3 separate regions of the Mus musculus genome follow, and regions 1 and 2 are each linked to region 3. Evidence: chromatin loops called from intact Hi-C (ENCODE). Cell type or tissue: gastrocnemius. All regions are shown on one strand. Each heading gives the region's core, and the rest is flanking DNA. Links, peaks and the distances in the headings are about the cores only.

Evidence for each region. Peaks named below come from ENCODE experiments on the same cell type or tissue, not always from the same donor. Only the 100,000 strongest peaks of a DNase experiment are listed, where the experiment ranks them.
Region 1: it touches region 3 in a loop (3.0-fold over the local background); 4 of 42 quality-filtered maps call a loop at or near these places.
Region 2: it touches region 3 in a loop (2.3-fold over the local background); 2 of 42 quality-filtered maps call a loop at or near these places.

Annotation. Positions count from the first base shown.
Region 1 is chr11:4,699,987-4,707,717 of GRCm38, forward strand. Uqcr10 (ubiquinol-cytochrome c reductase, complex III subunit X) reads right to left here and starts at 4,358. Exons shown (of 2, transcript NM_197979.3): 1 at 4,171-4,358; 2 at 1,982-2,234. The coding sequence starts at 4,320. The coding sequence ends at 2,190. Zmat5 (zinc finger, matrin type 5) reads left to right here and starts at 4,670. Exons shown (of 6, transcript NM_026015.3): 1 at 4,670-4,735. Gm51883 (a long non-coding RNA gene) reads left to right here and starts at 458. Exons shown (of 2, transcript XR_003949632.1): 1 at 458-910; 2 at 1,437-2,206. In gastrocnemius, for the core only: no CTCF peak of the experiment used is centred there; DNase peaks (open chromatin) are centred at 4,335 and 4,676; H3K4me3 peaks cover 3,172 bases; H3K27ac peaks cover 2,424 bases.
Region 2 is chr11:4,589,466-4,597,196 of GRCm38, forward strand. Mtmr3 (myotubularin related protein 3) reads right to left here and starts at 5,325. Exons shown (of 19, transcript NM_001373897.1): 1 at 5,138-5,325. In gastrocnemius, for the core only: a CTCF peak has its summit at 4,507; a DNase peak (open chromatin) is centred at 5,410; H3K4me3 peaks cover 2,585 bases; H3K27ac peaks cover 3,821 bases.
Region 3 is chr11:4,496,610-4,504,340 of GRCm38, forward strand. Mtmr3 (myotubularin related protein 3) reads right to left here. Exons shown (of 19, transcript NM_001373897.1): 8 at 7,423-7,536; 9 at 2,279-2,484; 10 at 1,322-1,453; 11 at 729-840. Among named protein-coding and RNA genes, the nearest start is that of Hormad2, 59 kb to the left of the region's middle. In gastrocnemius, for the core only: a CTCF peak has its summit at 4,427 (motif pointing right); no DNase peak of the experiment used is centred there.

The sequences.
Region 1 (7,731 bases), core at 2,436-6,435, 200 kb after region 3:
ACACCCTGCCAGAGTTCCACCTATTCTCTGGTCAGTCAGGCATGGGAGGGCTGCTACCTTCCACTCATCCCCGGGTGGGCATCTAAGCCTCTGACCCACTCTTGGGGGGGGGGAGTGGCAAGGGGCAGCGCTACCTGGAAGCCCCAGATCTAAGCCCACCGGGGTTATGGGGAGAAAAAGTTGAGGGAAGAGGTTTCCAACACCGGTGAGAGTGAGTGCAGCGGATCTTGACTGGAGCACAGGAAGGCTGTCAGATTAGAAATGGCTCATTAGGAGAAAGCCTGTCCCATCCTCCAAGCGCAGTGGGCCCTGATGAGCAGAGACAGTCTATGGTTTTAGAGCTTTATTATAAAAATGCAGGGGGAAAGAGAGAGAGAGAAGGCTAGAGAGAAAGAGGGAGTAAGAGGGAGAGAGAGGAGAGGAGAAAACAGAGAGAGAGGGAGTGAGAAGTAAGAGAGACAAGAGATCAGATCTCGTTACAGATGGTTGTGAGCCACCATGTGGTTGCTGGGATTTGAAATTATTGCTAAGTCTAATTGACCTCTGCTTCCTTCAGTTCAAATGTACTGACAGAATGTCATTTGCCCTGATCCCTCCCCCCCTTTTTTTGAGACAAATTTGCATAGTTTTGGCTGTCCTAGAGCTAGCTCCATAGACCAGGCTGGCCTCAACTCAGAGAGATCTGCCTGCCGTCGTGGCAAACCTCTGGAATGCTGGGTTTTAACACTGCCATGCACGACCACTGCCTGGCAGACAGGCCCTGACTACAGATGCACAAGTAGAGAAACTAGGTAATTTTAGGGTCTCTCCCACCGCTGCATGGATTTCCCGGTCTGGATCAACCTTCAGAGAAGATTCTGGATTATCTGGCTCTCTCTGGCTCTTACAGGTTCTCGGGGATTGCCTGCAGGTGAGTCATTCACTTCCCCAGGATGATTTATTTATATGTGAGCACGTGTCTCTGTCTGAAAATGAACCGTGCCCAGGGAAGTCAGAGGAGTGTGATCCTCTGTAGCTGGCCAGTTGACTCACGCATAGTTTCAAACCCCAATTCTCTGCAAGAGCAAGTGCTCTTAACCAATGCGAATTTTCTCAGACCAGGTTTGTTTGTTTTTTTTGTTTTCGAGACAGGGTTTCTTTGTACAGCCCTGGCTGTCCTGGAACTCACTCTAGACCAGGCTGTCCTCAAACTCAGAAATCCGCCTGCCTCTGCCTCCCAAGTGCTGGGACTAAAGGCGTGCGCCACCACACCTGGCTTCAGACCAGTTTTAAAGTCACAAAACCCTCTGTGCAACAGATCATCTTTATTAACCCCATCATAATTATAATGAGGCGACTCAGGTCCAGCAGAGTTGGGTGTGGCCCTTGGTACACTCAGCTAAGAACTGCTGGGCTTGGGTTTAATTTCACACTCATAAACTGATCTTTCCATAAAGGAACCCCACAGGAGGCTGTGGCCCAGAGACATGGAGACTACCAAAAGCCACTCAGCAAGTTAAAAGGTAGAAGAGAAGACTTCAGCCTGAGACAGGGATTGAGTCAAGACTCCCAGGGTAAGACTTTTTCCTAGCTGAGACCATGGTGCTTTCCCATGGCCAAGAGAATCTTTGTGATTTAAGAAGGGGGGTGGGGGGGACTGCAGAGGTGGCTCAGTGGTTAAGAGCACTGGCTGCTCTCCTAGAGGACCTGAGTTCAATTCCCAGCACCTACACGTAGCTTACAACCATCTGTACCCCCCAGTTGCAGGAGATCTAATGCTTCCTTGGGCACCACAACACCCATTTATATTAAATAAGAACAAAAGACTGGGACTATTGGTTTAAAGATAACCTCTATTCAGGCTGATGAGTTCAAACTAGGATTCTTGGGACGTGAATGGAACAACTCCAAATGGTAGAGTCTTCAGGAGTTTGCATGGGGCTTGGGCACGGTCTCAACTACCAAGCGGAGATCAGGAAGTTAATAAAGGACTCGTGCAAAAGCCGGTCTCATGAGCACTTTGCATTTATTTGCTGACAGCTGTACTCAAACACAGCAGAAGTGAGTCTGTTTGTACAGTGGAGCCATAGCTTGCCCACACACTGGCGGTCGGTGAACGGCAACTTGAAACTCATCCTTAGGCTGAGGCCCCAACTCCAGGCAAACAGCTGACCGGCGACTGTTCCTTCGGGTCCCACAGGGGCAGGGTGTTACTCCTTGTTCTCATACTTGTGCTTTATATGTTTCCACAGTTTCTGCATTTAAAACACAAGGCAGTTCACCGTTAACCTTTGTCCTCACATTTTACAATAACTCTAGCTGTCCAAAGAGAAGAGCAGAGAAATCAGTGTTGAAAGAGTTAACAATGTAGCTGAGCTAGACGGTGGCGGTACACCCTTTGATTCCAGCATTTGGGAGGCAGAAGCAGGTGGGCCTCTGAATTCAAGGTCAGCCTGGTCTACAGAGTGGGCTCTAAGACAGCCACTACACAGATAAACCCTGTCTGAAAAATCAAAATCCAAACCAAAACACACAAAAAAGCAACATAACAAATCACTCCTACTCCATTAACCACACTAGGTGGGAAGGGAAACCAGCACTTGTACAAGACAGTAAGATAGGTTGCAAGAACGTCCCAGTTTCTTCATTATTAAAAAACAGCACCTAGAAAATGCTTCCCCCACCCCCACCCCCAAATTTCACATTGAGTCACTTTTTATTCTTCAGACCTAAAGTGGTTACACAATTCCCATTCCTAGAAGCACGGGAAAATGGGGGAATTCTGACAGTGTACTTAAGACAACTTTCGATACTTGGAAATGCTTATAAAAGATCAGAGTGGGGGCTGGCGAGATGGCTCAGTGGTTAAGAGCGCTGACTGCTCTTCCAAAGGTCCGGAGTTCAAATCCCAGCAACCACGTGGTGGCTCACAACCATCCGTAACGAAATCTGATGCCCTCTTCTGGAGTATCTGAAGACAGCTACAGTGTACTTATATATACTAAATAAATAAATCTTAAAAAAAAAAAAAAAAAAAGATCAGAGTGGCAACACTTTCATATGGACAGGAAGCTACCCCACCAGAGGAAATACAGCAACTAGTAGACAGAGCCTGTCTGGGCAGCAGGTCAGAGAGCCCTGAGGGGGCTGGAGAGACGACTCAGTGGCTAAGGGTACTCTGGTTGCTCTTCCAGAGGACCTGCGTCCAGTTCCTAGCACAGATGATGTACATGCAGACACAACATAAGCAAATAAAATTAAAACAACAAAATTTAAAAACAAACCAAAAGAGGTAAGAAAGGAAGGAAGGCAAGAAGGAAGGCCACTCAGTGAAGGAGCTGGTCGGTGGTGGCTCAGGCCTACAATCCCAACACTCAGGTGGCAGAGGCAGGAGGGTGAGTCTAAGGCCAAGCCTTGTCTACCATCTAGCTCCGGGACAGCAATAGCTACACAGAGAAACCCTGTCTCGAGAAAAAGAAACCAGTCGATGAACATGCTGGCCATCAGTAACATACCTTCCCCAATACTCTCACAACCTTTGACATAAAACATGCACAGAGTGTGGGACAGTTAAGTCAAAGAGGGCTCGCCATTTCCTACTTTATATTCATCCCCACATTTTCCCAGGATGCTATCTTTCAGTGGTATCATTAAGTATGAACGGTAGCACCTCATCTGTATCCCAGGATCTTTGATCCACTATGACCTTTATTCAATACCACGGTTAAGTGCTTTAAGTCCAGTATTGCCAGTTAGGGCTTGAGGTTTCATAGTCTTCACGTTTAATCCAAAGAGCCTACGTGGGCGGCCTTCGGAACTGAAACATCAATTTTAAAAGGTCAGCCACATGGTCTAAGGAGACCTACTTTTAACGACTGCCTTGCTGAAATCTGCCCTTGAAACTAGCAAGGACGGCAGGGGTCGGAGTTCCAACTCACCACCGACTTAATGGAGTGGTTCAGACCCGTAAGTCCTCTGATGTCTCAGGAGTCAGGAGTTAGCTTTCGCAAATGAATATGTGGAACTGTGTGACAGGACATACCAATTAGGCCTCGCACCATGTCAAGAGAAATAGATGTATTAACGGGCACAGTTCACCCCAGACCTGGTAAGACTTGATTGAGTTCCGTCCTACCTCCCTCCCAGTCACCCTTCAGGCGGGCCCAAGGTCAGGATGGCCCAGGCCCTCACCCCCTCGTTGATGTGCTCGTAGATCGCGTCTGCGCCCTGATCGAAGGCTCGCTCGAAGAACAGGGCGCCCACTGCGATGGTGAGGGCAAAGGTGGAAGTTCTGCGGAACAGCAAGGAGTACAGGCGCGAAGGGATCGTCGGCGACGACATGTTGCCTCACTGCCGAACTCGCGCCACTGCGCTTGCGTAGAACCCAATGTCTTGCTCCAAAAGTTTCAACGCGCCCTGCTTTATGGGAATTGTAGTTTCTCTGTATCTCAGAGTCGACATTTTGAACCATTAAAGAAACTGATAATGTGCACAGGGTAACAGTTTATTACAATGTTCATATTCCACACAACCAAAATTTGATAAGACTTATTTCTCAGTTTTTCTCCTCAACCATTTCCTGCGTTTGGCTATTTTGAACTACAAGTCCCGAAAGCCCCTTAGCTTACCCATCTTCCCCAGTGCTGTCTCGCCTTCGTATTCCGCCTTCTCGGTACCTTAGGAAGGACTACAAATCCCAGCGAGCAGAGCGCAACGCGAGGACTCAAGAGGAGGAGCCCGGAACCAGGTATCTTTGGTGAGACATCCGCGTCCAAGTTTTAGGCTCTTTTCCCAATCAGAAGAGTAGGCATTTCATTCTAAGTCCGCGCTATCCGCTTTTTCTGGCATGGGGAGTGAATACAGAGGCAGGGAACCTGAGTTTCTGTGGCTGCATCTCGACTCTCTGCCTAACGTCCTTTGAACCTACTCCAGATGTAGGTTTGGGGGTGGCAAAAGTCGGGTCCTGCAGTTCTAACTCTTAAGCCACGTCTCAGGGGGGAAAGTGGCTTTGCACTTGCTTCCTGTTCTCCAGAGCGTAGGCTTTAAAGCCAAGAACCCCGGCTTCGGAGATGGGTGACCTGGTTGTAAAAGGCACCGTACTTTTCTGAGTATCCCCTCGGGGTCTTGAGATGATCCCCAGTAAAAGAAAGGTTCCCAGCTCTCCTGGAGCGCTCTGGCCGTGGTGCGTGGGCGATGGGGAAGCCCAGCACTTCTGGAAACTAATACTTTGTAAAAGAGAAAACCCAAATGCTTGGACGGATTGCTTGCTCTTTAAACCTGAGTAGCCGCTTAATGGAGGACTGAATATATTGTAGCAGGGTAAACAGGATAATGTTTCTAGAGGCAACTGCACTGCTGGGGTGCTTGAGAAAGTGTAGAGTGGCCTCTAATGAGTAGGTGGCCTGAAGTCATCTCTAGTCTGGCCTTGAATCCCGTCCTGGGTAAGGAGTCATTCTTTTCCTAATTGCACTAGGGAGTCACTGAATGGGTTTAAGCTGGAATGCTTTGAGGTCTATTTACATTTTAATGTTATCGTTCTGACTTCTTGCTAGAGCAAAAACTGAAGAGAAGAAATTGCAGAGGTAGGTAATTTAGAGTAGAGAGGTTTAGAATAATGGTCAGATTTGAGATGCATTTTGGTAGGTAGGATAGACAGAGCAAGCTAGCAGAAGTGTGCAAGAAAGGTAGAATTAAGAGGTGGGCTCGGTTGTGGGTGCCTTTAGTCTCAGCACTCCAGATGCAGGTGGGTCTCAGAGTTCAAGACCAGCCTGGTTTACAAATTCCAGGACAACCAGGGCTACACAAAGAAACCCTGTCCTGAAAAACCAAACCAAACCAAGAAACAAAAATAGGAATTAACATCTAGAGATAAATTAAGATTTGACTACAGAGACTAAATGGTTTGTGTTTGTTTGTATGGAGAAAAGGTTTTACACTTGCTCTGGCTTGCCTGGAACCAGCTACATAAATCAGCCTGACTTTTAACTCCTGGTGATCCTCCTGTCTCTGCTATCTCTGGAAGGCTAAAATTATAGACAAGCACTATCATGCCTGACCTGTAAATTGTGTGTTTATAGATTTGGTTTTGGTTATTTTAAATTATGCATATGTATGGGAGGTTAGGGGGTGACATGTGCTCCTGAATGTCGGTACCCACAGAAATCCAGAGGAGGGTATAGCATCCCCTGGAGCTGGAGCTGGAGGTTATGAGCTATCAAATGTGGGTGCTAAAAACCAAACTCAGGTCCTCTGTTAGAGTATTACATGCTCTTAACATGATCTCAAGCTCTGTAAGTTGTGTTTTGTGTGAGTTGTCCCTTAGATATGAAGTAGAAACATCTAGAACAAATGGGGCTATGATTCTGAGGTTCAGAGGACCAGTGTGAGCCTGGGATAAGGACTTCAAACTGGACATGATGGTATAGGACTATATGCTCCCAGCACGAGGGAGGTGGAGGCAGGAACAGAAGTTCAAGGTTATCTTCAGCTACATTATGTATGAGACCAGCCTAGACTACATGAGCCTCTTCCTCTTAATTAATTACTTAGTCAATTTAAACCCAGAACTGATTTCTAGGCCTACCAGGAAGTGGTGAGCCTTCAGGAAAAGACTGCTTAAGCTTTGTTGAGCATGGACAGGAGACCTACAACAAACCGATTTGGTTGATGGCAAGTTAGTTCAGAAGGCAGGGAATTAAAGGTGGTTTGTTTTGACTTAACTTTTATATTTAAAAGATTATTTTTAAAAAGATGTAGCCGGGCGTGGTGGCACACACCTTTAATCCCAGCACTCGGGAGGCAGAGGCAGGCGGATTTCTGAGTTCGAGGCCAGCCTGGTCTACAAAGTGAGTTCCAGGACAGCCAGGACTACACAGAGAAACCCTGTCTCAAAAACACCAAAAAAAAAAAAAAAAAGATGTAGTATTTTTATCTTATGTGTATGAGTGTTTTCTCTACCTTTGTATATATATGTGTACCACATTTGTGTATTGTATCCCCTGAAGATAGAATTATGGAGAATTGTGAGCTGCCATGTGGGTACTGAGGACCAAACCCAGGTCCTCTGCAAGAGATACAAGTACTCTTAACCCCTGGGCCTTCTCTCAAGCTTCGTTGTTGTTGTTGTTGTTTGTTTTAAGATTTATTTATTATATGTAAGTAGACTGTAGCTGTCTTCAGACATTCCAGAAGAGGGCATCAGATTTCGTTACAGATGGTTGTGAGCCACCATGTGGTTGCTGGGATTTGAACTCAGGACCTTTGGAAGAGCAGTCGGTGCTCTTAACAGCTGAGCCATTTCTCCAGCCTCCTGTTGTTGTTGTTGTTATTATTATTATTATGATGATGATGTTTTTGTTTCAAAACAGGGTTTCTCTGTGTAGTCCTTGCTGACCTGGAACTCACTTTATAGACTAAACTGGCCTCAAGTTACAGAGATCCGCCTGCCTCTGCTTCCCAAGTGCTAGGATTAAAGGCGTGTGCCACCACTAAGCTCCATATTATTATTATTATTATTTAAAGATTTATTTATTTATTTATTTATTTATTATATGTAAGTACACTGTAGCTGTCTTCAGACACTACTATCCGAAGAGGATGTCAGATCTCATTATAGATGGTTGTAAGCCACCATGTGGTTGCTGGGATTTGAACTCGACACCTTTGGAAGAGCAGTCAGTGTTCTTAACTGCTGAGCCATCTCTCCAGCCCTGTATTATTATTTTTGAGACAAGATTTTATTATAGAATTCTG
Region 2 (7,731 bases), core at 2,436-6,435, 93 kb after region 3:
CATAGGAAGTGGGGAGCAAAGGGCAATGGGCAAATGAATTTACATGCAAAGTACAAGGTTATATAAATGAAATTATTTTTACACTAAGAAAAAAAGACATTTTTAAGCTAACAAGATAGTTCAGCAGCTGAAGAAGCCTACTGCCAAGAATGACAACCTTAGTTGAAATCTTGGGATCAACAAGAAAGATAGAGAAAACTGACTTCAACAAGTGGTCCCCTGACCTCTACATGCCCACCTACATACCCATACCTACACATGAACACACACAATAAAAATATAGCAAAAGCCAGGCAGTGGTGGCGCATACCTTTAATCCCAGCACTTGGAAGGCAGAGGCAGGCAGATCTCTGAGTTTGCGGGCAGCCTGGTCTATAGAGTGAGTTCCAGGACAGCCAGGGCTACACAGAGAAACCCTGTCTTGAGAAAAAAAAAAAAAAGAATATACATATATACATATACATATATATAATTTAAGCCTAAAAGAGTTACAAGGGAGATAGCTAATAGATAAAGTGCTTGCTACACAGTCATGAAAACCTGAGTTCAATCCCTAAATAACACCTAAAACTTTGTGTGTTGGTGGTTCGTGATTATAATCCCAACATTGGAGAAGAGGCCAGCTGCTGGTCAGTTTAAACAAACTCAACTACAGTGCACTGGTCCCAAAGAGAATCTTTGTTTCAAAATACAAAATGAGCAGTCGTCAAAGACTGGCACCAAAGGCTAACTTCTAGCCTCTGCTCAAATGCACATACATACATACATACATACATACATATATATACTGGCACATATGGATGCAACCCTAGAGGTCTCACTCTGTAGACCAGGCTACACTCAAACTCAGAAATCCTCACGCCTCTGCTTCCAGATTTAAGGTGTATGTCACGCCCAGTACAAACTTAGATAATAATAATAAAGAACTCCCAAATCAAGTTTTATCATTAGCAATGTACTGACTTATCCTTTTTAATGCTTTTTTTTTTTCAGTAACCACACTGACTTCATTACCCTGCAATATGCCACTTGCCATTCAGAAAATACAGTTCTGGGGCTGGAGAAATTGTAGAGGCCCTGGGTTTGGTTCCCAGAAACCATATGGAGGCTTATAATCATCTGTAACTCCAGCTCCAGGGGATCTGACATCTCTCTGACCTCTGCAGGCTCCTGCACATACATGGTATACCCACATACATACAAAATTTTAAAAACTTTAAAAAGAAACAAAAACACACTTCTATAACTTTTACACAGAACATGCTAAGCTCTTTGCTCCAACCACCTTCCATCACAGCTCCAAAATAAGAAAGAGATCAAATACAGTGAAGTGTATTCCACTTGATCCTTATGGCATTTGAATTGATGGCTTTACTTCAATTCCAGTTCCCAACAAGAACTCACCCTGCAAGACGGGCTCCACTCTACTGCAGCCCCTGCAACCCCATGACTCTTTCTGTAACAGATACAAGTACTCAAGGGTTTCTCCACTTCAGCTGCCTTCCCAGTGGCATCAGGAAATTCTGCATTTAACATGTTCCTGGTTGACTTCTGCTCACTAGCCAATTGTGTTTACTGGGAGGTCAAGGATGAGACAGGGTTTCTCTGTGTAGCCCTAGCTGTCCTAGAACTCACTCTGTAGACCAGGCTGTCCACGAACTCAGAGATGCACCTGCCTAGGCCTCCTGAGTGTTGGGATTAAAAGCATGAGCCACCACTGCCTAGCTAGACAATTCAACTCTTTCATGAAAAACTTTTTAAAAAAAGAATTCTAATGCAATAGGATTCTATCATTACATTATTTAGCTTGTTTTTTATGTGCCATTCCATTGCTCTTCCCTCACAACCTGTGAAATAAGAAAACATTGTTCTTCCTTTAATAATGAGGGAATGTTCTATGGCTTGCCAAAAACAAAAGGGCTAAGGAGCAGCACTAGGCAGACTTGAGACTTCCTGAGCTATCCACTATCACACTAAAACAATCTTTATTTTTATCAAATAAAACTTTAAAATGTCAACTTTAAAAGGCTTTTGTTTCTTCATACAGTACAAAAAATGAAAATGAAAGCACACTAGTATCAAGATCGCAAAATTAAGATTAAAAATAGCAATGGCATGTAGTAGTCTTGAATTACTGAGAACCTTAGCTCAAACTTCATTTTAAATTGGTTTCACTGATTATGAAATTACATAAAATTCACCACCAATGCTCTAAGGAGCTAGCTTAGGAGATAGAAGCACTGACAACCAAACCTGCAACCTGAGTTTCAGACACACATGATGGAGAGAATCAACTCCTACAAGCTGTCCTCTGACCTACACATGTTCACCATTGCATATGTGCACCTACACTCATACTCAGAAATAGACATAATTTCTAAAATATAAAAACAAATTCACTATTTAAAATATATAACTGGGTAATCCGTAAGAAACAACTAGACATAAAATGTGCACAAACTTCTCCCAAACATTCTTAGAATTGTGTCTTCATACCAGATTATGAAGTGCCCTCTGTGAAATTGACTCGATTTCAACATAAAGAGAATTACAACAGCATACGAGTACTGTTTCTGCATACTTGCAACATGCACTCAATTTCCTGAGCATTTTTGGGAAATGTATAAAATCCATAAGCTAAAAGCAAAACTCAAGAACAGAATACTCTTTCTGGAATCTTAGGACAAATTTATAAGAGTTTTATTTCTTTTTGAGTTTCTCGTGTGTGTGTGTGTGTGTGTGTGTGTGTGTGTGCATATGTGTCAGTGCACACATGTGGAGGTCAGACAACTTAGAGTTTTGTTCTCTCCTCCCACCACATGGGTCCAGGGGATCAAACTCAAGTTGTCAGCCCCTGAAGCATGTGTCTTTACCCAGTAAGCCATCTCTTCTGCTTCTGTTTTCAATTTTTAAGATAGGATCTTCCTATAAAGCCCTGGCTAATGTGGTACTTGCTTATGTGGCTGGCCCACAGTCATCTCAAACTCTTGGAAATTTTAGCCTGAGTTGTTATTTCTTTTAAATACCCATATTTTTAAAAAATATATACTTAAAATATGTAAAAACTTGGCCTCAGTATGAGTTCTAAATTATGTAAATGAGGAAACTTGAGTACAGAGAAGTAATATCCCAACAGCCATTAATGCCACAAATGATCCAGATATACCCAGCAGCACAGAATGGCCATCTGTCTATACCACCTATAAAGTCAGTAACATGTGTCAACACCTAAAGTTTTAAATGCATTAAGACTTAAAAAGAGAATGAAAATCCCTCTTCAATGTAAGACATCAAGTAATTTTTAATAACTAACTAGTGTTTCTCATACCAATACTATTCATTTGATTTTTTTAAAAAATCTGAAAAGAAAATTCTGTGAGAACTATGGTAAGTAGTGGGGATTATCAGGAAACAAAACAGACAAGGTTTCTGGTGTTAGTGAACAACTGGGTGAGCCTCTCTATGATATGTCAGAATACAACCCTATGCAACTGTTAACACTTTCTTCCACCTCTTCCAAAACTGTAACAATCCTCAACACACCTTTGAAATATGAATTTATCTCTTGGTAACTCAGAATTCCACTTTATCACAGAAAGCAAAAACTAGTGCTGTTAAGAGGGTCTTTAAACTGACTTTACCATACCTCACAGCCTGGAGCAAATTTCAAGAACTTGTCACAACCTACAGTACACCTTCCAGGTCCACAACCCTGGTCTCAAATGACTGTAACACACCCTGCTACCCTCCACTTTACTGGAAACCTGAGCCAGATGGTTTAGAAGTAACTACAATGTTGGCATGTTAGAAAGCACCTTTAGGACCCCTCTGTGGGCCAGAAGCAGACTTCAGGCCTCACTTCCTTTATTTTCCTCTAGGTTTTTGGACATACGTTCAGCTATACAACATTTAATTTGATAAAATGTGTTCTGATGCCTTGTGAACAAATTCATTATGCTGCTCACAGTTACCTAAAAAGTAAAAATGGTAGGGGTGAAATATGTCTTCATAGGCAATCACTCTAACCTTCTAGAAGCTTCCAAATTTAGTTTAATAACATATTGCATAGTGTTTACCCACAACGGTGTCATTCTGTAAACTCTTCTACTCAGTCAAGCATGGAAAAGAAGTCTTTCACTGGCCATCAACGCATGTTATTTGGTTTCCAAGTAAAAAACACAGAAACATTGCAGAATCTCAAAGAAGGCCTCCTTCACATCCCCACAAACAAGATCATTTTGATACAGAACCATCTACCATTCAATCGTAACTTCTGACGGCTCACTGTTCACAAGAGGAACGAGGCTGAGCCTCCACTACAAGAACACATGCACTTTTAATACAAAAAAAAAAAAAAAAAAGACCCTAAATGTCAAAAAGCCAAGTGGATGTCAAGATAGTAAGAAGAATAAAAACGTAAACTTCATTCTGACAATGACTGAACATTAATATCTAACAGAAACCTGTGTGTAAAACTCACAAGTGAGATGATCTGACTCCTGGTGGCCTAACAGAGTGTGCAAACTCTACTTCCAATTTTTGAAATAAGTTTTCTGGCCCCAACAATACCATCTTGGGTCATGAAATGCAATACATCCAGTACAATTTCAACCCAAGAAATAATACTGATCTTTTGCAGAGCTACTTGAGCAGTGTTCCCCGAGCTCCTCCAACCACCCCTGGACCTTCGTTCCCCTTCAAGCACTACCAGGTCAGGAGGATGCCCTGCTGCAGTTAGGCTGAGGCCCGCACAGCTCGCCCGTGGTTTCCAACAGCACGACCTCCGGCCTCTCGCCACTAAGGACTCCCACGGTCTCGACCAGGGCCTCGGGCCACACGCTCACCTCCCGGAGGCCCGGGAGCGTTTTCCAGGGCGCCCCAGCCGCAGCTCCCAACACTCCGAGTGTTACCCACCGCCAGGTTCAGGATGGCCGCCGAGCTCGGCGACCCCGCCTCCCCCGACTCGCCCGACCGGGCCTCGGTGCTCCATTCTGAGAGCTTGCCCCGGGAGGCCGCGGCCAACCCAGCCCTCGGCCCGCCGCCGCCTCCCCGGCCGGTGACAGCCGCCGCACTCGGCCCAGGTCCGCCCCTCCTCCAGCACCTCCTCGCCACCAGAGCCGGAGGGTGGGCTTCTTACCAGGCGGCAGGACATGGCGAGGCCCGCCACCGCAGGGCCTCCTCCGCCACCCCAGGAGGCTGCCAGCCAGGGTCGGCGGGGGCCAGCGCCTGGGCCGCTGGAGCGTCTCCGCCGGCTGCTCCGCCGCCGCCGCCGCCGCTGCCGCCGCCGCCTTCTCACAACCACAACAACATGGCGGCAGCGGCCACACAGAGCGCGCTCCCGAGACCGATCGGAGCTGAGAGCGGGGGCGCGCGCGCACGCTCCGGCGCGCTGTCCGCTGTGGGATGGGGGGCGGGGGGGAAGACTGGCCGTCACGGGATGGGCGAGGGCGGGGCCTGGCTCGTTGGTCACGCCCCAGGATGTGGGCGGGGCTGCAAGTCACCAGACTGTGGCTGCAGAGAAGCGTCAGGAGGAAGAAAAGAAAAATGAGAAGTGAATAAATAAACCGTTACGAATTAAGAAAAAGAAAAACAAGGTTTAGAAAGATTTTTCAGGCTTCTTTTCCAACTTAATGGACCAAGACAGCACTTCAGCTTACTCTACTTTCTATTAAAACTAAGAACAGTAGTGATATTATATCCCCAGCAAGTATAGTCAATATAAAACTAACTTAATACCGTGCATGTAAATATAGTGTGCTATAAGTTATGCCCAGAATACAAGTTCAAACTGCCTCAACGCCAGCTCCTAATAAAAAAAACCTCAGTGCTCAAAGAAAAGCAAGGGGGAAAAGAATCCCTACTTTGACTGGCCTCCAGAAGAGCCCCATAGTCTAACACTGTAATACCTTATTTTAGGTCAGCAGTCCTCGGGGTCTCAAATATCCTGAACCTCAGATATTTACATTATGATTCATGGTAGTAGAAAATTACAGTTATAAATTAGCGAGGAAAGTAAGTTGGGAGTCAGCATACGTGAGGAACTATATTAAAGTCACAGCGTTTAAAGGTTGAGATCTACTGGCTTAGGTCCTAACAAATCCTCAAAGATATTTCACTTCCTTAGATGAATTTTAACATGACCTTGATTTTTTATCAGAAGACAAGTAAATGAAATTTATCCCTGTATTTGTTAAATTGTTTATCTCCCCCCCCCCATTATTTGTTTCTTTGTATTCAACATTATTGCCTCTCTGCCCCCACTGGAGTTTAAGAATAATTAGAAAAAAAGGATGCTGTCTTATTTGTCATTATGTCTCCAGAACCTAAAATTGCACAACACAATAGCCAGACAAATCTCCTAATTATGGAAGAGCAAGTGTTTATATTTATCTAGTTGAATCTTCATAAATGGTCAGGCCTATCTTTATTTTACAAACAAAAAAAAAGTAAAACCCAGAATAAGTTGAATTTAACTTAAACTTCAAACCCAGGCCCAGATAACAACACAAACTGTCCTATTACTCTCTGGGCTACCCACCACATCACAGAATCTCAAGGAAGGTCAAGGAAGGCACTACATCACAGATCAGTTAGCAAAGACTTCCCACCGCCCTCCAAGGACCTGTCTTCCTCCTCTTCAATGCAGCTGATTGTGTCTCCGTTTTCACCTTCACTAGAAAAGCACAGGCTAAATTGGAAGTACAATGATTGCACCTCTTGGGTCAAAAAAAAAAATCTTTTGGTAGTGATAGCAGTAAACTATACACTTTCATTTATAATCCACTGTCCTGGTTTCCCTTTGTGTATATTCTCATGGCCTTTGTGGGACAAGAAAAAAAAATAGAGCATCAAATAGATGGACAACAGGACACACAGAGTAGACAGACAGACTGCCAGCAGTGGGGAACCTGAACTGGAGCTAGCACTTCACTGCCAGGACAATCCCTGCTGGATGGCTGGACACTGATAAAGTGGCTCCAGGTAAACAACTCAGGCAACAGGAAATTCACACCTGCTCCACCAATCCCACAGCTCCCACAGTCCACATGGAAAGAGCACATGGATCAGCTTGTCGCTTGCCTCTCTGTTTATCAACAATAACAATTTGCTTTTTGATCTGGAGTGAGAAAGGAAATCTTTGACTGAATCCTCGACCAGTATTTAAAATGTTTGAAGAAATTTTACTGTACCCTTGAATTCATGGTGTGCACCGAATCTTTTAGCTTGCACCAAACCACTTCAGCCTTAGATGTAGATGAAACAAGAAGGCCAGAGTTTGAACTCAAGTGATCTGATGTTGAGGGACATCTGTGCACATCATACTTCCCTTCCTCTCCACTCCTGGAAGCCTGGAAGGCAGATATTAGGAAATTGTCTCTAAATACAAAAGAGCAAACTCTGCATGGCCTGGAAAACTCCCTTTGTAGGGGCTGAGGATACAGCGTGTGTGTTGAGCGCACACCAGGCCCTATTTTTAACAAGCAGGAAAAAAAAAAAAAACCTTTCTATATTCAAAATAAGATTACAGTGACATTGATAACATTTAAGGAGAATATAATTACTTCAGCAAAAATGCCTGAAAGTGATCATTTTCTTAAAAACAATGTAATGCATATGCCATTATCAAAATCGTTACTTTTATTCTGTATTCAGTGGTAGGAATCTAAAACAAGGCAAGCATAGCACTGTGTGTGCTTGAATTAAAATTTCCAGTAAGTATAAAAATATCTC
Region 3 (7,731 bases), core at 2,214-6,213:
AACAGATAATATTTATATACTTAGAAATATGCACACACATTGTAGGCATATGTACTATGTGAAGATGTGTCTCTTTCCTTCTTTGCCTGCTTAAGGCACCTTCTGATTGGTCAAAATTAAAAAAAATCTGATGGCCAAGAAGGTGAGGAGGTTAGAAAGTGGGACATTAGCAGAGAGAAGAACTCTGGCAAAGAGTTCAGGCACAGGAGTTTTCTCCGTCCGGGCTTGGAGGAAGTCGGACATATGAAACTGAGGAGAAGTAACCAGCCATGTGGCAGAGATAGAATAGAATAACAGGATAATTACTTACGGGCTAGCTGGGAAACAAAGTAGGCATTTATTAGTAAATGATAAGCCTCCGAGTTGTTATTCGGGAACTGGGGCAGACATAGAAAGCCTGAATAGCCACACACATTATAATAGGGGTGGAGAGAAAGGGGAGGGGGAAAATGATGTAATTATATTTTAATTTCAAAAATAAATTAAAAACAACAACAACAACACAAACTCTGCAAAGGAGCTGGACTATTTTTTCCACAGTTGATGTTCTATGCTGTAGAAAAAAACAGCTTCTAGGCCAAGAAGACTATCAACAGGGATCAAAAGTATAACTAAGGGTCACTAACAAACAAAAGATACCTCTAAACTCATTTAAAATCAAACCAAACCAAACCCAGCAATACAGCGGCAACAACAAAAGAAGCATACGCATTAAAGCCAAGCCTTACTTTCCAGGATCTGGCATCTGTGTGCACAGCAGCCGCAGAGACTGGAAACTCCTCCGGATAGAATGTATGTTTGCCATTCCCATAAACACAACTTCACAGTTAGGATAATACTCTGTAGAGAAAAACAATTTAAAAAAACCCACAATACATTCAAGTTAAGGATCTCACCAGCAAATGTAAAAGCAGCAAAGTAGCAGCACTCAAACAGCAGGGCCGTGGCAGAGTCAGAAAGGGCGGAACACTAGAGCTCTGTATTTACTACCTCCAACTGACCCCGCTTTTCTAAGAAGTCCGTGGGAGTGGCAGGAAGCTAGTGATTCACTTATGTACTGTGAGAGACAACAGATTGAGAAACAGAGCCTCTACAGACCTGTGGGCAGAGACCAGCTTTCCTATCCTTGAGGTTGGTACACAGGAGGAAGATGGTCTGCACCTCAGCCAAAGCTCACAGAGGTCAAGGATCCAGAGAGACGGCCTGGCTTTCTGGATGCAGGGCAAAGAACGCGCTTTGCCATTTACTTTAACTGAAGCCTAGGCTGTGAGTGAGGGGCACTGACAAGGACAGATGATGCGGGGACAGACTATACACCCACCTGGGCACTCACAGCCTCCTCCTTTGGCTCGATTTGCCACAGCTGCTGCATAGGAGCGTGCATCCAAGATCAAAAGCTTCTGGGGCTGGAGAGCTAAACTTTCTGCTCCTGAAGTATTTGACAGAGAGGAATCTGCAGGCATCAAGAAGGGGATAAAAACTAAGCAGACCCAGCTCTCCTAGAACTGTGACTATCTAGTACCAGAGGCACATATTACAGTAAAAACAGAACAAAATGAACTCCAATCAATGGAGCCGCCTAGCCAGACCTGGTTCTTGCCTTCAGTGTACCCTCTGCCTCTTGAAATTGATAAGGATTTATTTTCCAAAACCAATTCCCAAAGCACATTAGATGAAACTCCCACTTCACCTAATGTCTTACCCTCATTTCTACCCCTGTAGTCCTTTCATAAAAGCAGGTATTTTTCTCCACAGACTGGAGACAACCCACATCCTCATCCAATTACTTCATTCTTGTCACAATGGCAAGGAAGACAACATTTGCCTTGAAACAAAAGATTTTCCAGTGCTTTGTCAAGACCTGTCCCTCCTCAAACAAACTCACTGAATTCTCTCTTATAAAAGTAACTTTAGGGCTGGAGAGATGGTTCAGTAGTTAAAAGCACTGACTGCACTCCCCTGATGTGTCTGAAGTCAGCTACAGTGTACTCACATACATTAAACAAACAAATACATACATACATACATACATACATACATATTCAAAAAAGAAAAGTAACTTTATACAGCCAGGTGTGATGATGTATGCCCCAACAATCAGGAAGTAGAGGCAGGCGGTTCTCTGTGATGTCAAGGCTAGCCTGGTCTAAATAGTGAGTTCCAGGACAGAGATTCAAAAACTCTGATTTAACATTGTATCATTTAAGGAAAAGGCACTTTAAGATAAGCTTTTCGGATGCTTTAAAAAACTGCTGCATGGGCCTAGTGAGCACCTTACCGAACTCCACATCTGAAAGATCCCCTGCGTTGGGAAAGTCCCGACAACTGTTCCGAGTGGAAACCTTGCTGATACTTGACTGAGAGTCAGAAGCACAGGCTCTGGCCACTGACTGCACCAGATGTTCATCATCAGCATTTCGCCAGCCCCACCAGCTAACCTCCGGTTGTCCGCAGCGGGCAATGACAGCTCCATTGCTCTGGTGCCTGTGGGGAGACAACAGTGAGTGTCCTTCCCCAGTTTCCCATCTGGAAGCCCCTCATCCCCTCCCCTCCTGAGTGTACTGTTTCAAGGCCCCATCTGATGCTCTGCACTCATAAAAGGATGGAAATTGATTGTAAATAGCCTGATGCTTTCTCAATCATCATCTCATGATAGTGCTCTCTGTAAAGTTACCAACAAACGGTAAGAGAATATTCTTAGAGAAAATGAACTAGCACTCACAGTTTAGATATTCTGAATCTTTATTTTTGGGAAATAAGATTTTAAAAAAAAAAATCTATAAATATTATACCAGTTCTACTATGTAATAATTAAGCACAAACACCCATTTCTGATACTGAATCCAACACATAAAGCTGCTAAGGTACAAAACAAACTGTTCTGCCTCACTTCTGAAGGTTTACTGCAGTATCCATATATTCACTACTGCTGGCTTGATGATTCTTTCCAAACACATCCCATCTCTGCAAATACAACATTCTCTTGGCCTACAGTGAAATCCTTTTACAGCTCTCCAGAGATGTCACGTGTCACAAGTTAGTCTTACTATGGACACAGTGCTCGATGCCCAGTCATGCTTGCTCAAGCATCTCAGAGGGAAGAAATCACAACCCAGCAAACTATACTCTGACAGATTCTTTTCCAAAGCCAGAAATGATTCTCAGAGTCCACTCTGAGATGCTACTAAATTTTCATGTTTTCCAGCATGTCAATTAAAAAGTTGGAAAAATGTAATATTTAGTTGTAAAAAAACAAAGTTTAGACCCATGCTATGCCATAGATAAATTGGAAAGTGTCACATAGAGTGAAGTGAGCCCATCACAAAGGACATGAGTTGTTAAGATGTATTACCTAGTCAGAATAGGCAAATCTAGAGAAACAGTGCATTCCTGGCTCTAGCTTGGGATAGAGCAGTTGGGGAAGTAAGGAATGACTGCCAATGAGTGTGAGGTTTCATTCTGTTCAATGAAAATACAGTAACACTGTTTGTAGAGGTGGGTTAGCACAACTCTAAATGTAATGTAGTAAAGATTGCTAGATTGTATTAGCATACCTAAAGCTTCCTTAAGGTTGAAGTGCTATAAAAATGGAGAGCTCAGTGGTTAAAGCACTGGACCCACTCCATGCCTGAACTCATGTAAACGGAGAAGGAGGCACTGACTCAACAAAGCTGGATCACATGTGCTGTGGCATGTGTGCTTGTACACACACACACACACACACACACACTAAACAAATAAAATTTTATAAATCTTTTAATTAAAAAATATTTTTGCTCTGTGTGTGTGTGTGTGTGTGTGTGTGTGTGTGTGTGTGGCTACAACTGAAGGCAGCTGTGAAGTCCAGTGGGGGAGGGGTGCCGGTGACCAAACTCCATTGCCCTGGAAGACCAGCATGTGCTCCTCACCACTTAGCCAACTCTTCAGCCCCAAGAAATACTTTACAAAATCTGGTAAGCAATATTCTACCAATTCTATATACTGAAGAAAATGCTCATATTCTTTAAAATGCTCTTGAATTTGCACATGCAAACCTGCACACAGATAGTAGAGATGGGTTTACACAGAACACAGTATTCCATTCCTTTTTCCTTTTTTAGGAAATAATGTGAGAAAATATAATCCTTAAATTCACAAGCACTAGATTAAATGTGGTGGTAGCAAATCCCACTAGAGTAGTCTGCTTAGAGGTTTTCAATCCCACCTCACCTTGAGTTGCGAACAGCTCGCAGAACACATCATTACCAACACCGCATGGGCTCACACTCAAATCAAACAAATGATGTGAAATTCCATGGTTTTTGCTGCGTCTCCCTATCAGGCTGAAAACCACAGATCTGAAATGACTGCAAACTTCCCAGAAAAGGGTGAAGGGACCTTTCCTGAGAGGCCTCTGTCTCTGCAAGGCTTCCTAGCACAGAGGCAGAACAGCAGATGGCACTCTGGTCTTGGGTTTTCAGGGCCAACTGGGTCACTACAAGTAGCAGTAATTGATCTCCTAAAAAGCTTTGTATTGCATGAAAGCCCACTCAATGACAAAAGTTACAATCACTTTAAAATTTAAAAGAAAAAAGAAAATTAGATAAAACAGACATTTTACCATCTTAACAAACAGAACTTGCTAAAATACAAAAAGGTAAAAGGTCTAGTAAAAAAAAAAAAACTTACTAAACATGGAATGCTTCCATTGTACATGAAGATGCAATGGTTTTAACTGCCTCTAATCCAATGGTCAGGCAAGCTCTCTATCTGATAAGGATCACCATGCACACAGAGATGCTGTAAGCTGCACAACAGATGGAAGTCTCTCAAGATCTTGCTGTGTTAGAGCAACTCTGTAGCTCTAATCAGGTACTGGTTCAGGCCAGTATTGCAAAGTAACTGCTGCGAATGACTTTGCTGCAGTCCACACATAACTAAATCTGGGAAATGCTGGATTTAGGGGCATTTTGCTATTTGTGGTGGTTTGAATGAGAATGGCCCCCACAGGTACATATACTTAAATGCTTAGCCATAAGGAGTGCCACTATCTGAGAAGGATTAGAAGCTGTGGCCTTGTTGGAACAGGTGTGACTTGTTGGAGGAAGTGCATCATTGGGGATTGGCTTTAAAGTTTAAAAAAAAAAAAACCCATGCCAAACCTTGTCCCTCTCTCTTGTCTCTTGGCCTGCAAATCAAAAAGTAGCTCACGGGGACTGTTCTAGAGCCCTGAGTGCAGCCATGCTTACTGTCATGCTGCTAAGGAACTAAACTTCTGAAACTGTAGCCCCGTTAAATGCTTTCTTGTAAGAGTTGCCTTGATCATACTGAATAAGACATCATCTCTGCTGGCACTGAAAAGTGGTGGAGTGTCCTGAACATTCTTCAAGACACCCCCAACAAAACTAAACAACACAGGGATCCAATTCTGAGATAAGAGACATAAGACACATGCCCTTCAATAGAGAGCAGCTCCAGGAAGCCTGCTTGATTTACAGAACTATACCAAGAACTTTCAACCACAATCTTGGCAGGTTTTCTCTCAAGGATTGATGGTGACAATTTCTACTTATCCACATAGTCTAGGTATCTAGAATGAGCAACCCTAGAACTCACACCTTCCAGAATTGAATTACAGAAAAGAAAGAAAAAAAAGCTAATTAAAAAACAAAAACGTATTCTAAGGAGCTCTTCTTAGCTAGCATACTTAAGCTTTCTGCCTAAAGGAAGAAAAATGGCTTTTACTGAAAGCCTTTTACTCAGAAAGAGTACTTCCCCCTTCTGCTCCAAGTCACAAGTCTCATAAATGCCAGGCAGTCGATCTACCACAGCTGTTGGTCCATCCAGCAGCCAGCTGCTTTCCCAGCCTCCCAATCCCTTTAGCTTCCTGTTCTCTAATTCCATGTCATTCTCAGTGCCTGAGTGACAGGTAAATTTGGTGACCTACTTTGGTGTCTGAAAACAAAACTGATGAAAATGGACACTGAAGGCTTAATGGGTCCTACTGAGCCACAGGCAGTGTCCTTCACGTTCAGTATTCAGGGTGGCATCAGAACTTGCCTTCGATAGGCTAAATGAACAAGCTGGTTACCTTCCCAAGACTGTCACAAGAAATATACCTTCCTAAAGCCTCAATATTGGAGTGCAATAGGTCCTGGTGTGGTACTTTTTAACTAAGCCATTGTTTGGCTCACTTTGGTCAGTCTAAAAGGTCTACAAACCACAAAGTAAAATGGAGAATGTTAACATTACAAGACATAATACGACTTCCTAAAAATTTAACATGACTGTGTAACAGCAAATTGGTCACTAACTTATAAAGCTAGTGCTTAAGTATGTACTCTATTTCAAATGTCACTTAAAGGCATTAAAGTGTTAAGAGGACCTCGTTTACATACTATAGCACATCTGTGTATCACCAACCCCTTTTTAAAATGTGCACCCTTAGCCCTTATATAGATACCATTCCCTCATAGTAAAAACCCCTATGCAGGCAGAGGAAGGCTTGTAAGAAGCTCATGACATATGCAGCTCTCCAAGGGTTGTAACAGCAGCAAACACTTGCTGGGGAAGAAAACTTTGGTAGACATGTCTGTAGTGTCTAGCTAAAGCCAATAATGTGGCTGTCACGAGTTACCACTCTGGGGAGTCTTCCAGTGATACAGCTACTTCTGAATCTTCTATAGCCCTCCAGCTCATCCTTTACCCACACACACTCCTAGAAGTGACCTTAGAAGCTCCCCGAGGTCAGCAAGACAGCCTCAGGTGGAACCATTTCTTAGGTCTGTAGTCAGTGTCCTATCTGGGATTTATAGAGGGCTGTTCATGTCTCCCCACAAGATATTACTCTATAGCTCTCATGTCTTGTGTCTCTGAAACTTTCTGTCTAGCCACAAGTGATTCTAATTCATCTCAAAACAAGAGTCCTTCCTTCCACATGTCACATGTTAAAGTGACAATCACAAACACCATTAGAGTTCATTGAGCTCTATTCTAAATCTCACCAATCTTTCAACACAAAAGTCCTGTTAATCATCTGAAGCTAAATACAATGAATATAAGAAAAAAATGTTATTTTTATTTTTTTTAAAGATAGGGTCTCCCTGTATAGTAGCCCTGCCTATCCTAGAAGTTCTTACATAGACCAGGCTAATCTTAAAGTCGCAGTTATCCACCCGTCTCTATCTCCTGAGTGCTAGGATTAAAGCTGTGCATTGCAACAGGTGGCCCAGCACTGCTCTATTGAAATATTCTCATCAGGGTTCCCCTGCATTGCCAGCTGCTTCTGCTCTGGACACAGTGAGTGCTGGTGTTTTTCTTTCTGTAGACACAGCTTTAGCAACAAGGAAGCATGCACTTGCCAGGGACTGTCGCTGCCAGGTCAGCAGCTGTCAGGACAGTGAGCAGTAGGGAGAAGTACCTGGAGCTGGTCTGCTTACATACCTGTAGATGACAGCAGGGATGCGCTTCCAGGATCTGAAGCCTGCCACGCTTTCCAGCTCTTTGTCAGTGATCCAAGCAGGCACTATGAGCTCTTGTGGATAACTACCACATAATCTGTTGGAAACAAGAGAACGGTGGTAAGAAGGAAAGAAAAGGGGAGAAGATGGAGGAGTGAGAGAGGGGCAGAGGGATAGGACATGAGCTGGCACAGGAACACTATTCATGCCATTACAAAGCCAGTTAAAAAGGCAGTGAGGTGCTTGCCTAGCATGTTCAAGGTCCAATATTCATTCGCTAGCACAGGAGAAA